Regions from separate parts of the Mus musculus genome. Here region 1 is linked to region 2. The links are chromatin loops, found by intact Hi-C in ENCODE. Cell type or tissue: left cerebral cortex. All regions are shown on one strand. Links, peaks and the distances in the headings refer to the core of each region. The heading gives the core; the rest is flanking DNA. Region 1 holds the start of Zcchc14 (zinc finger, CCHC domain containing 14). Region 2 holds the start of Slc7a5 (solute carrier family 7 (cationic amino acid transporter, y+ system), member 5).

Region 1 (5,370 bases), core at 213-5,212, 260 kb after region 2:
GCGCGCCCGGCCCGCGCCCCGTTCGCGCGCGCGCGGCCTCGCCCGGCGCCCGGCCGCGGCCCTGCGCGCCCCCCGGCCGCCCGCGCGCTGCTCCCGGGCCCGGCGGCGGCGGCGGCGGCGGCGGCGGGCGCGGCGCGGGCGGCAGCATGGTGGAGAAGCGTTGCCCGTTGCAGAGGGACGGCGTGTACCGCTGGTTCTCTGAACTGCCGTCGCCGCAGCGTGTGGAGTTCCTGTGCGGCCTGCTGGACCTGTGCATCCCGCTCGAGTTGCGCTTCCTCGGCTCGTGCCTGGAGGACTTGGCACGCAAGGACTACCATTCGCTGCGCGACTCGGAGATCAAGGCCAACAACCCGGCCGACCTGGGCAGCCTCACCAACCTGACGGACGAGGTGGTGCGCAGCAAGCTGCTGGTGTCGCTGGCCCTGCTGGGCTCGGAGCAGCGCGAGGCGGCGGGCGTCTTGTACCGCACGCTCACGCACACCGACTCCATCATCCACAACTACGGGCTGCAGCTCAACGAGGGTCGCACGGGCGATGAGTTCCTCCTGCTCTTCACCATGGCCTCTAACCACCCGGCCTTCAGCTTCCACCAGAAGCAGGTGCTGCGCCAGGAGCTCACACAGATCCAGAGCAGCCTGAACAGCGGCGGTGGCGGCGGCGGCGGCGGTGGTGGCGGTGGCAAGAGCGCGCCCGGGCCCAGCGGCGCGCTGCCCACCTGCTCGGCTTGCCACAAGGTGAGCGCAAGCGCGCGCGGTGGGGCAGCGCGGCTGGGGTCCTTTACCGGCCAGCCTGGAGATGACCTACTAAGGGACCCGGAGGCCTGCGTCAGCGCGCGGCCCCCTTTGTGTGTTCGGTGTCACGGCCCAGGCTGGGGACACGAGAAGGCCTTTGTCCTGTCAATCCCGGTTCTTAGGTGACATAACACTCAACGATATGTCCACTTGCACCGACCTGGAACCTGGGCGCAGGTGGGCCCTGCCACCTGCCTGTCTGGGTCAGGTGTCCCCGGGCGTGCATGGCAGGGGTACGATGTACAGGAACCCGTGTCTGCGTGTGCGATCGTGGGGGTTGTGCACGCTGCTAAGCGTGTCTGTCTGGAGAGCCTGGCTCTTGACAGGGGCTTTGCAGCCTCAGCGGGTCTGCGGGTATGCTGTCAGTGGTGATCCACCATCGGGGAGAACCCAAGCTCACTGAGGTGGGATCTGGTCTTAGGATGATAATGTCAGCTTGCTGGGCAGGAAGGGCAGCTTGACTGTCCACTCAGAAATGCCAGCTGTGGCCCGAATGTTTGAGGACTGGTAAAGCACGTGGTTCTCGTGGAAGCTGAAGGCTGGGTGGTTGGGGGCCATGGTGACTAGCAGATGGAGTTCATTTCTTTAGTATCCATCCCTCTCAGCTGCAGCCCGGAGTTGTGGATGATGGAGTCGGTGTGCATTTGGGCCTTTGGAGGCCGGCAGCAGCCCTGGAGCCAAGAACCCAGGTTTCTTGTGAGAGAAAGGCTCACCAGTGCCAAGGGCCATTGAGGTCCCACACCATGTCCTTGGTAGTCAGAGGCCACATCCGGGCCTCCTGCCCAGCTGCTCCACAGTCTGAGCCTTTTGAAGTTTAAACTCTTAACTCAGCTTCCCCTGTCCAAGGTGAACAAGGTGAGGTCGTCGGGGCTTCCGTCGGTTTTTCTTTCAGCTCTCTTTGAACCTTGAGTTGTGGCTTCTTTTTAATGTCTTCCTCTAAGAAGTGGTTGTGGTTCCTGAATGGGTTTCTGTGGCGTCTTATCTTTTCACTGACGTTTGCCTCTGAGACTTCGGTTAGCTTTTTGGGTTTTTCTTCTTCTTTTTTCTTACATACATACACTTTGCCACCTCACTTCCCTCTTGCATGCGAGGCAACTGTCAACAAGAAAGGCAGGGCCCAAGGAAAGTTAAGTTCTTCAGGCCAGCCAGCTGTCACCTCTCTGTGGTCTCCTCAGCTGCGGTTAGTTTCATCCACGAGCAGGAGCTTGCTGTCTCCCAACCTGGGCTGCCAGACCCCTGTGTGAGTGAAGCTCAGACGCATCAGGTCCGGGTTGCTCTGTAGGAGATGGGGACTGGTTTTTAACAGGGCAGTGAATTCAGAGTAGAAGTGTCTAGAACAAATGTCTTGGGTCCTCTCCCACCCACACAGTACTAGGGATGGAGCCTGGAGCTTGTGCATGCCAGGCAGGTGCTTGGCCACTGAGCCCCACCCCACTGCAGCCAGCCCTCACAATGCCTGTATAAGATGGCCTTTGTCTCAGGCAAAAGTCCACGGCGAGATGGAGTTAATCTAGTCCCCAGGGTCTGGGCACTGGTCGCCCGCCTTGGTCTCCTGTGCTGTAGGAGGCTGGGCTGAAGTCCTCCAGAGGTGACAGGGCAGCTGGCAGCTGTGCTCCCCGTGTTTTTCCCGGCCATGTTGGCTGTCAGTGGTTCTGTGGAGCCATGCGTTGTCTGCCCGAACGGCTCTCGTCCTGAGCTTGCAGCTGTTGCAGTTTTCAGGAATCCTGTGGCTGATAGGGCTGGGGTTTTCTTTAGAAAGTTGGGGGACATTGTTTGGCCCTGGCACAGGGGCTCTTGACTTAGCAATGAAGGCTGGGTCTCACTTGCTCAGATCCAAACAGGTCCATTTCTCTTTCTTTTCCCTGGCTCTGAGTCACTCCCGAAGGGACTGTTCCCCAAAGCTGAACTTGGGCTCATTTGTAGCTCTGAGATTGAAGCCTGATTGTGTGTGTACTTGGAGGGGGATCCTTGGAGGGAGAAGTCCAGCCGAGAGCCACTTAGCACTGAACTCCGGCCTCCTCTGCATCCTCAGCAGAAGGTGGCTCTTGTGTTTCTTTCTGAGCTGTGTCACTTGGTTTTGAACTTAGGACTGAGACTTTGCTCTCAGAAGTGAAGGTGTGGAGTGTTTTTGGATGTTGTCTGATTTAAATGTTTATTTCTCTTACCTGAGTTTTCTGGAAAGCTTGGTATTGTAAGCTTCTTTACGCTTTCTTTTCCCTTTTTATTTTAAATGTATAACGTTCAGAGCAGCCCTAGATGTTTAAAAGTGTGGTTTATTTATTTTAAAGACCGAGGTTTTGGGAATGTGGGGAGGGACTCTAGAAGTGGGGGCAGTGTTTGGGATGTAAATAAAATAAAATAAAATAAAATAAAGACCAAGGTTTCATTGTCTTGCTCACCCTGGCCTGGGAATTGCTATCCTCCTGCCTCAGCCTCTGCAGAGCTGAGAGGATAGGGACACACCAAGCCTAGCTGTGGATGCATTACGTAGGCATGGCTTACTTTAGAAAACCATTTGCTGTCTGTGGTGTGGGAGCATTAGGGGCTGCAGAGGGGCTGCAGGCCTTACCCTGCTGGGTGCTTCCTGTCCCTTAGGTGTGGTCTCAGGATGCTGAGAGCAGTGCTTGCATTTTTTTTTTTTTTTTTTTTAGTAGAAAACCTTGGTTTTGGAAGCAGGTTAAATCAAGACTTTTAAATGGGTGTGAGGTACCAACTTGTAACCAACCCCAGCACTCAGGAGGCTGAAGAAGGAGGCTCTGACTTCAAGGCTGCCCTGACACCTCAAGTTGGTGTCCGGTAGCTGGTACAAGAGAGCATAGCATTCCCTCTGAATTGTGGTCAGGGTGCTGTACAGAGCTGTGTGGCCAGCAACGTTGAACTTGTTCAGATACCCGAGCCTGTGAGCCGTCCCTGCATTCTCCCACCCAGCCCCCAAGAGACACGGCCAAATGTCTGTCTGTGAGTTTGTCCTCTCTGAGGCAGTCGTGTGAACGGAACTGTGAGTGCTTGGCCGTGTGCTGGGCTGCGTTCACGTTCACGTGCGTGCTTTTAAGGCTTCTCTTGTAAGAGCGCAGCACGCTGCTCTCTTTCATGGCTGAGTACTGTTTGTTCATCTCCTCACCAGCGGGTGGAGGTCGGGATTGAGGCTTAGGTGAGATTATTCTTCATGGTAAACTCCTGAGTGCCTGACACTAATGCATGCTCCTCGGGCCACTGCCTGGGGGCTGCTTAACCGTGCTGCATGGCGTCAGGCCCTCTGGGTTCTGTGGTTACAGTGACAGGTGGAGCTAGCTGTGGTTCTGTCCTGCTCTGTGTGGCAGAACACAGTCCAGAGGCCCTATGTGGGGTTGTTGTTGTTGTTTTGTTTTTGTTTTGCTGTTTTGGGTTTTTTTCCTTTAAGGGGCTCTGAAATGGTGTGCCTATATTGAGATTCTGGTTTTGTTTTTGGTGGATAGCTGTACAGTTCCAGAGCTGCCCACCATGGTTTGGCCATGTATGCCCTAGAGTTAGCCTTGGGGAGACTTTCAACAATCTCCATAGACTATGAATAAAGCTGCTAGTAAGCTCTTGCCTGAGATGGGCTACAGTTCCACTTGGCTGCTTGTGTCTGGTAAGCTCTTGCAAGTCATTACAGTTCAAAGGTCGGTCAGGAATTGAGGCATTTTTGTCCTGTGGGTATCATGTGAGGAGTGGATGGCTTTGCTTGGTTTCTCTTTTAACCCTGACCCCTACACATGGTTGTCAAGAGCCCCTAGCATTCCAGAAGAGCTAGAATAGATCCGCATCTGCATCAGTGACCTGAGGGTGCTGTTTTTTCTCTAGGGCGTTCTTCTCATCCCTTGTATTCATTCCTCGGTGTGTTTCTGTCTAGGTGGGTGTGCTCCAACACAGCACCCTCAAGCTCTGTTTTAATGGCCTATCTTCTTAGTGGCATCTCTCCAGCAGCAAGCAGCAGCTGAGTCATGTCTGGAGTTGTAGCAGGCCCCCTTGAGCCACTGGGGTGACTGTGTAGCTCTCAAGTGACTGTCTTTCCCCACACGTGGAGCTCTAAGGCCATGTGCTCCTTCGCCACTTGAACCCCATCGGAGCCGCCATGCTTCACATGTCACAGCAGGGTCGGATGCATAGCACCGTGTGTCGCGTGCACAGGAACCAGCAGTGGCAAGTCTGGCTGCTTTTCTGAAGCCGTTTTTGCTGAAGTTCCATCCTGTGTTGTGCCTTGGTCCCGTGTGCCATACTCACTCAGCCTTGGGGTTGAGAGCACACTTGGGATATGTAGTTTCTAGAACATTGGCAGGCACACTGTTGTGCTGTGTCTGTTGACTGGACAGCTGTTGGCTTCTGGGAGGCTAATGGTAGATCACAATACATTTTTTAAAAAAAGATTTATTTTCATGTTATGTGTATGAATATTTTTGCCTATGTGTCTGTACCACATACATACCTGGTGCCAGTGGAAGACCAAAAAGGCATCAGGTCCATGGGCCTGGAATTACTGCCATGTGGGTGCTGGGAATTGAACCCAGGTCTTCTGGAAGAGTAGCCAGTGCTCTTAACTGCTGAGCCAATTCTCCAACCC
Region 2 (5,329 bases), core at 1-5,000:
ATGAAGAGGCCACGTTTGGCCAATCTCCCAATACTGCCTCGTTGGGACAAAAGCCACAGTCTCGGCAGTGATGGCCGTCTCTGTACCCTACTCCCCAACCCCTGACCCTCGCCCATTCTGTGTTATCAGCCTCTATCAGCCCCAGAGCACAGGCAGCCATTCTGAGACCTGAGAAACCTCCCCCTTTCTGGATACTCAGTCCCCTCGAGTAGTGTCCTTGGGGAAGTCCCCGCGGCCTGGCTGTGTCCGTCTTCAGCTGTGCTCTGTGGTCAATGGCTACTGCACAGCTCAAGACTTTATCCCTCTGTTGACAGTGGGCTGTGGTGCCTGCCACCATAGCACATAACTTGACACTCAGAGGCCCCTTCAAGCTCCTACATCTCTCTTCCCAGAGCCACAGACACTGAGGGATGCCTGGTCTCTAAGCTGTTTGGCTTAGCTGTTGCCCTTCCTCTCACTGTTCTCACCAAATTTACTTCTCTGAATGGGGAAGTATCTGCGTGTGTGGTTGTGAGACAGACATGGTCCTTCAGCCTCTGTTCCAGAAGCTTCTTGTGGTACCGAGGCTTAAGCACCTGTTTCTCTCGGAGGGAGCCGGGTCCTCCGCTCTCTTGCAGACCAGCTGTGTGGTGTGTGATACCATGACTGCTGGCAAGAGCCACTCCTTCCTGTCCTTAACCTCTGCCTCTGCCATGCTCCCTACCCATCTCTGTGTTCAGGGAGACAGCGGGGAGCAGTCTGCTTCCACCTCAGGCCCCTCATTGATGGCCTGAGGAGCCTGTAAAGGAACAGGGCCTACATGTTTCACTCAAGCTTGAGACAGGGCCTCACACACCCACACCAGCCTAGAACACGTGATCCTCCTGCCTCAGCTTGCTGAGACTTGGGTTTGCAGGCGTGGACCACCAGGCAGATCGATCATGGCCTTCTTGGGTTCAGGGGCAGAGTCTGTGTCCACAGGAGGAGAGAGAGGCCAGCTGTGTTTCTAGGGCTGAGATTAATCTCGTCAGAATTTCCTGTCAGTCTGGGGATCTTTCTCAGTAGCACTCAAATGCTCCTGAATTTGGAAGTTCCCAAAACTCACGGTGGCTCACAACCCTCTGTAACGCCAGTTACAGGGGAACCCAATGCCCTCCTCTGTCCTCTGTGGGCACCAGGCACACACTGGGTACACAGATACACATGTAGTCAAAACACCCATCTACATAAAATAAATCTTTGAAAAATTAAGTATTTTAAGCAACAACAACAACAAACCGAGGCAGGGTTCATAAAAAATGGCTCAGCGGTTAAAGATGCTTGTAGCCAATCCGAATGGCCCGAGTTCAACCCTTGGTACTGATGTGATAGAGAGAGAGGCGCGACTGCACACACTTCCATCTGCAGAAACGCTCCGGTTACTGTGCCGCTGTTGTGTGGCTTTTCATGGGTAGATGCAAACAGACTTCTACTCATCCCCAGATAGCGCACTGACAGGCCCGGTTCCATGCAAGTCCAAGTTGGTGAGTGTGGTGGTTTGTATATGCTCAGCCCAGGGAGGGACTATTAGAAGGCGTAGCCTTGTTGGAGTAGGTGTGTCACTGTGGGTGTGGGCTTTAAAACCCTCATCCTAGCTGCCTGGAAATCAGTATTCTCCTAGAATGAAGATACAGAACTCTCAGCTCCTGCGCCATGCCTGCCTGGATGCTGCCATGCTCCTGCCTTGATGATAATGAACTGAATCTCTGAACCTGTAAGCCAGCCCCAATGAAATGTTGTCCTTATAAGAGTTGCCTTGGTCATGGTGTCTGTTCACAGCAGTAAAACCCTAACTAATACAGTGAGTGAGCTTACTGTACCCAGCTACTTACAGCAGCATAGGTGACCAGATAGCAGTGTCAACATAGCAGTATCTATACTAAGTCCCCTTACCTCCCCAGTCAACCTTCTACCTCCCTAATGCTCTGCCACACCCAGACACATGTACCTAGGGTGGGAGAGCACACCTGGGAAGTACCGGCCAGAGGGCCGAAGGGGGGCTCCGATGACCCGCCCCGCCCCTTTCTTCTATGAAGGACTGTACAAGGTACGCATTCTCGTTTCAAGATGGAGATAGGAAGACAGGCTCCCCAACATCCAATCAGTCCAACACCATTTTAAATAAATTACTGACCAGTTGAAGAGCTAACCACTAGGAACACACACCGGGAGCCCCAAGTCAGGAAATTTAAGATGAAACTGCTCCTCCATCCACCAGTAGATGGCGCCCCTGGAAAACATTTCAGTCTTAGCTGTTTGAAGAGGTGTTGGGGGGGGGGGGGGCACCAAACAGAGATAATACACACCAACGGTTGCTTTGCAGGAAAAAGTTTAAGGTCTTATCTAACGCTGTGATAAGCAGCAGCAGAATCACGAGCCAGGGGTCTCGGGGACATTCACTGGGTATTGTCACCAGAGCAGCTTCTGCCCAGGGCTCAGGTCCCCCTCTTGATCTCTTGTTCATTCTCTCTCTGAACTCCAGACCCAGAAGAGCCATTTGAACCTGCTGTGTTCCTCCACGACCACCGTCCTTGGCCTCTGGTAGTGGCTTTGACTTAACTATGGTTGTGATTTTATACCTCCTTGGACTATTGCTATCTCTGGTTCAAATCAAAGCTTTCCCACGGCTGCGATGCAGAACCCAGATTCCACTGGGAACAAGGACAGATTCCAAAAGAAGCAAGGGTTAGTTAGCCACCCACAGGTGAGAGGTAAGCAGGCTGCTTGCCTGGAGGTAGGAGGCCGTGAGGCTGCGCATACTGGGCAGGCAAGTTACACAACTGCAGAACTGGCTTCCTCGTTTACTATGAAGTGTTTCTAAGAGTTGCCACGTGTCCTATTAAGTTAGACGATGTACCTTGGAATCTTAGCGATGTCTCAGTGGGTTGGTGGTATGCTTTTAGCCCTCTGAAAGGACTATGTCAAGAATGAGAAGCAAGTTTCTCAATCTTCCCAAAGCCATCAGTTTAGGCAGTCTGTACTGTGGCATGGTTAATGTTGGTGTGACCTTTTAGCTCCATGGCTTCCCACTGCTCAGGCTACAGAGATACCAGCTTGTCATTGCTTGTGAATGGCTGACATACTGGGGGTTGGGGGAGGTAGCTCCAGTGACCCTTGGAGTCTTTGGCTGAACACCTCCCCGACATGGGCTTCCAAGGGGCAGCTCTGGCATTCTTGGCTGCAGCAGTAGATCCAAAGATGGGGAGAAGTTTGAATTTCTTCATTGGTCATGCCTCAGCAGTGGGGAAGGCTTGGCAGACTGGACAGTTTAGCAGAGCATACAGGGCTCTGTATCCTTACAAGTCTGAAGGTTCTTAAATTAAGCCCCCCCCCCCACCTTCCCTTCTGCTTGTCTGTGAGTTTTCCTGGGGACTCCTTTGGACAGAAAATGGAACAGCTGGTGAAAAGGAGGGGGTCTTGGGGCTCCTGGACTTATCTTGACCAATGAAATTTTCCAAGCGTACCATCAGCTCAAATTACACAGCCCATACCACGAGGGCTTGAACCCACTTCCTTGAGCTCACCGGTGGGCGTCACGAAGATGCCAGAGCTGATAATGGTGCCCACGATGATGGCACCAGGCCTGGGATGCTGAACCTTCCAGATGTGTGACCACATTATCTCAAAAACCCTCTTACCTAAGATTTCCTAAGAATGACAACCTAAAGCCCTTTCACCCTACAGTAGATTGGGTTGGTTCCCTTCTAAAACTTGCTTCTCCAGATTGGGTGTACCACTAATCGAGCTTTTGTCAAGACCCTCCTTGGGACCAGATGGATATCTAAGTCCAGGAGTAAGCTGGCTACCATTCTGGTCTATTCTTCCGTTTCCTCCAGAGCTGACGGATCATTTCGCCCTCAGACTCGTTTCCTCTGGACCAAGTTGGACTATAGGGGTGCCTCACCCCACAACCCACCCCCACTTATCCTAGATAAGATATTTATCCTTCATCTCCCAGACGCACAGGATATGCACACTGGAGGAAGCGGAGATAAACACCCGCGAGGCAGGGCCAGGATTCCGGGCAGGTGTTGGGACTATACACTGAGCCACCCCCCTTCCGGTGCTTTCTCCCTTGACAAGTCCTCTGCGCCGCCTGGGGCGGGAGAAGAAGCACGCCCTTACCAATCGGCCCTGACATCCTGCACAGGACTTGTGAGGAGGTGTGAGTCGACTCTCCACCCGCGTACAACATTCGGATCTTGTGAAACACGCCGCGATAAACCCATCAGTAGTCACGCCGCGTTAAACACATCAGTAGTCCTCAGTTTCAGGATCTTAACGCTCCACGTGCTCTAACAGACTTGGGGGCGGGGGCCCGCGAAGGAGGCGGGGTCGCGCGGGCTGAGGGGGCGGGGGCCTTTGCGAGCTGAACCAACAGCAGCGGCGATGGGCGGAGCCTGGAGGGCGGGTAACGGTAGAGATAAAAGGCCGCGCGGGCGGGGCGGACGCAGACGCACTTCTCAGTACGCGGAGAGCGGCTCGGCCGCGCGCACGCCGGGTATCCAGGCCGAGCCGGGAACGCCGAGAGCATGGCGGTCGCGGGCGCCAAGAGGCGCGCGGTTGCGACCCCGGCGGCGGCGGCGGCGGAGGAGGAGCGGCAGGCGCGGGAGAAGATGTTGGAGGCGCGGCGCGGGGACGGCGCGGACCCCGAGGGCGAAGGCGTGACCCTGCAGCGCAATATCACGCTGCTCAACGGTGTGGCCATCATCGTGGGCACCATCATCGGCTCTGGCATCTTCGTGACGCCCACCGGCGTGCTCAAGGAAGCGGGGTCGCCCGGACTGTCGCTCGTGGTGTGGGCTGTGTGCGGCGTCTTCTCCATCGTGGGCGCACTCTGCTACGCGGAGCTGGGCACCACCATCTCCAAGTCAGGCGGCGACTACGCCTACATGCTGGAGGTCTACGGCTCGTTGCCCGCCTTCCTCAAGCTCTGGATCGAGCTGCTCATCATTCGGCCCTCCTCGCAGTACATCGTGGCGCTGGTCTTCGCCACCTACTTGCTCAAGCCGGTCTTCCCCACTTGTCCGGTGCCCGAGGAAGCTGCCAAGCTCGTGGCCTGCCTCTGCGTGCGTAAGTAGGGGTCCGGGCTGGGGTGGGGCCGGGCTGGGGCGGGGCCGGGTGGGCGCGAGCCAAGGTTCCTGCGTTTACAGCTCGGCAACACCCATCCCAGTATCCCTCCATCTGTCCATCCCTGAACCATCTCGGCAGTTCCAGGCTAAAGTCACAGGCCCCAGAACCCACGTGCGTTTCTTTAATCCATTCATAGTGTCTATGCTTTCGGGACAGCCCTCGCGAGACCTCAGTGGGT

Evidence for each region. Hi-C counts contacts between places; a loop is a spot of excess contacts. Peaks named below come from ENCODE experiments on the same cell type or tissue, not always from the same donor. Only the 100,000 strongest peaks of a DNase experiment are listed, where the experiment ranks them.
Region 1: a loop joins it to region 2, with 3 times the contacts of the local background. A loop is called at or near these places in 1 of 42 quality-filtered maps.

The regions. Positions count from the first base shown.
Region 1 is chr8:121,647,089-121,652,458 of GRCm38, reverse strand. Zcchc14 (zinc finger, CCHC domain containing 14) reads left to right here and starts at 526. Exons shown (of 13, transcript NM_080855.2): 1 at 526-734. The coding sequence starts at 558. In left cerebral cortex, for the core only: no CTCF peak of the experiment used is centred there; DNase peaks (open chromatin) are centred at 2,112, 2,730, 3,813, 4,707 and 3 more places; H3K4me3 peaks cover 3,963 bases; H3K27ac peaks cover 1,153 bases.
Region 2 is chr8:121,906,828-121,912,156 of GRCm38, reverse strand. Slc7a5 (solute carrier family 7 (cationic amino acid transporter, y+ system), member 5) reads left to right here and starts at 4,471. Exons shown (of 10, transcript NM_011404.3): 1 at 4,471-5,091. The coding sequence starts at 4,551. BC048644 (cDNA sequence BC048644) reads right to left here and starts at 4,324. Exons shown (of 2, transcript NR_167716.1): 1 at 4,144-4,324. In left cerebral cortex, for the core only: a CTCF peak has its summit at 2,215 (motif pointing right); DNase peaks (open chromatin) are centred at 2,234, 4,436 and 4,893; H3K4me3 peaks cover 1,262 bases; H3K27ac peaks cover 1,790 bases.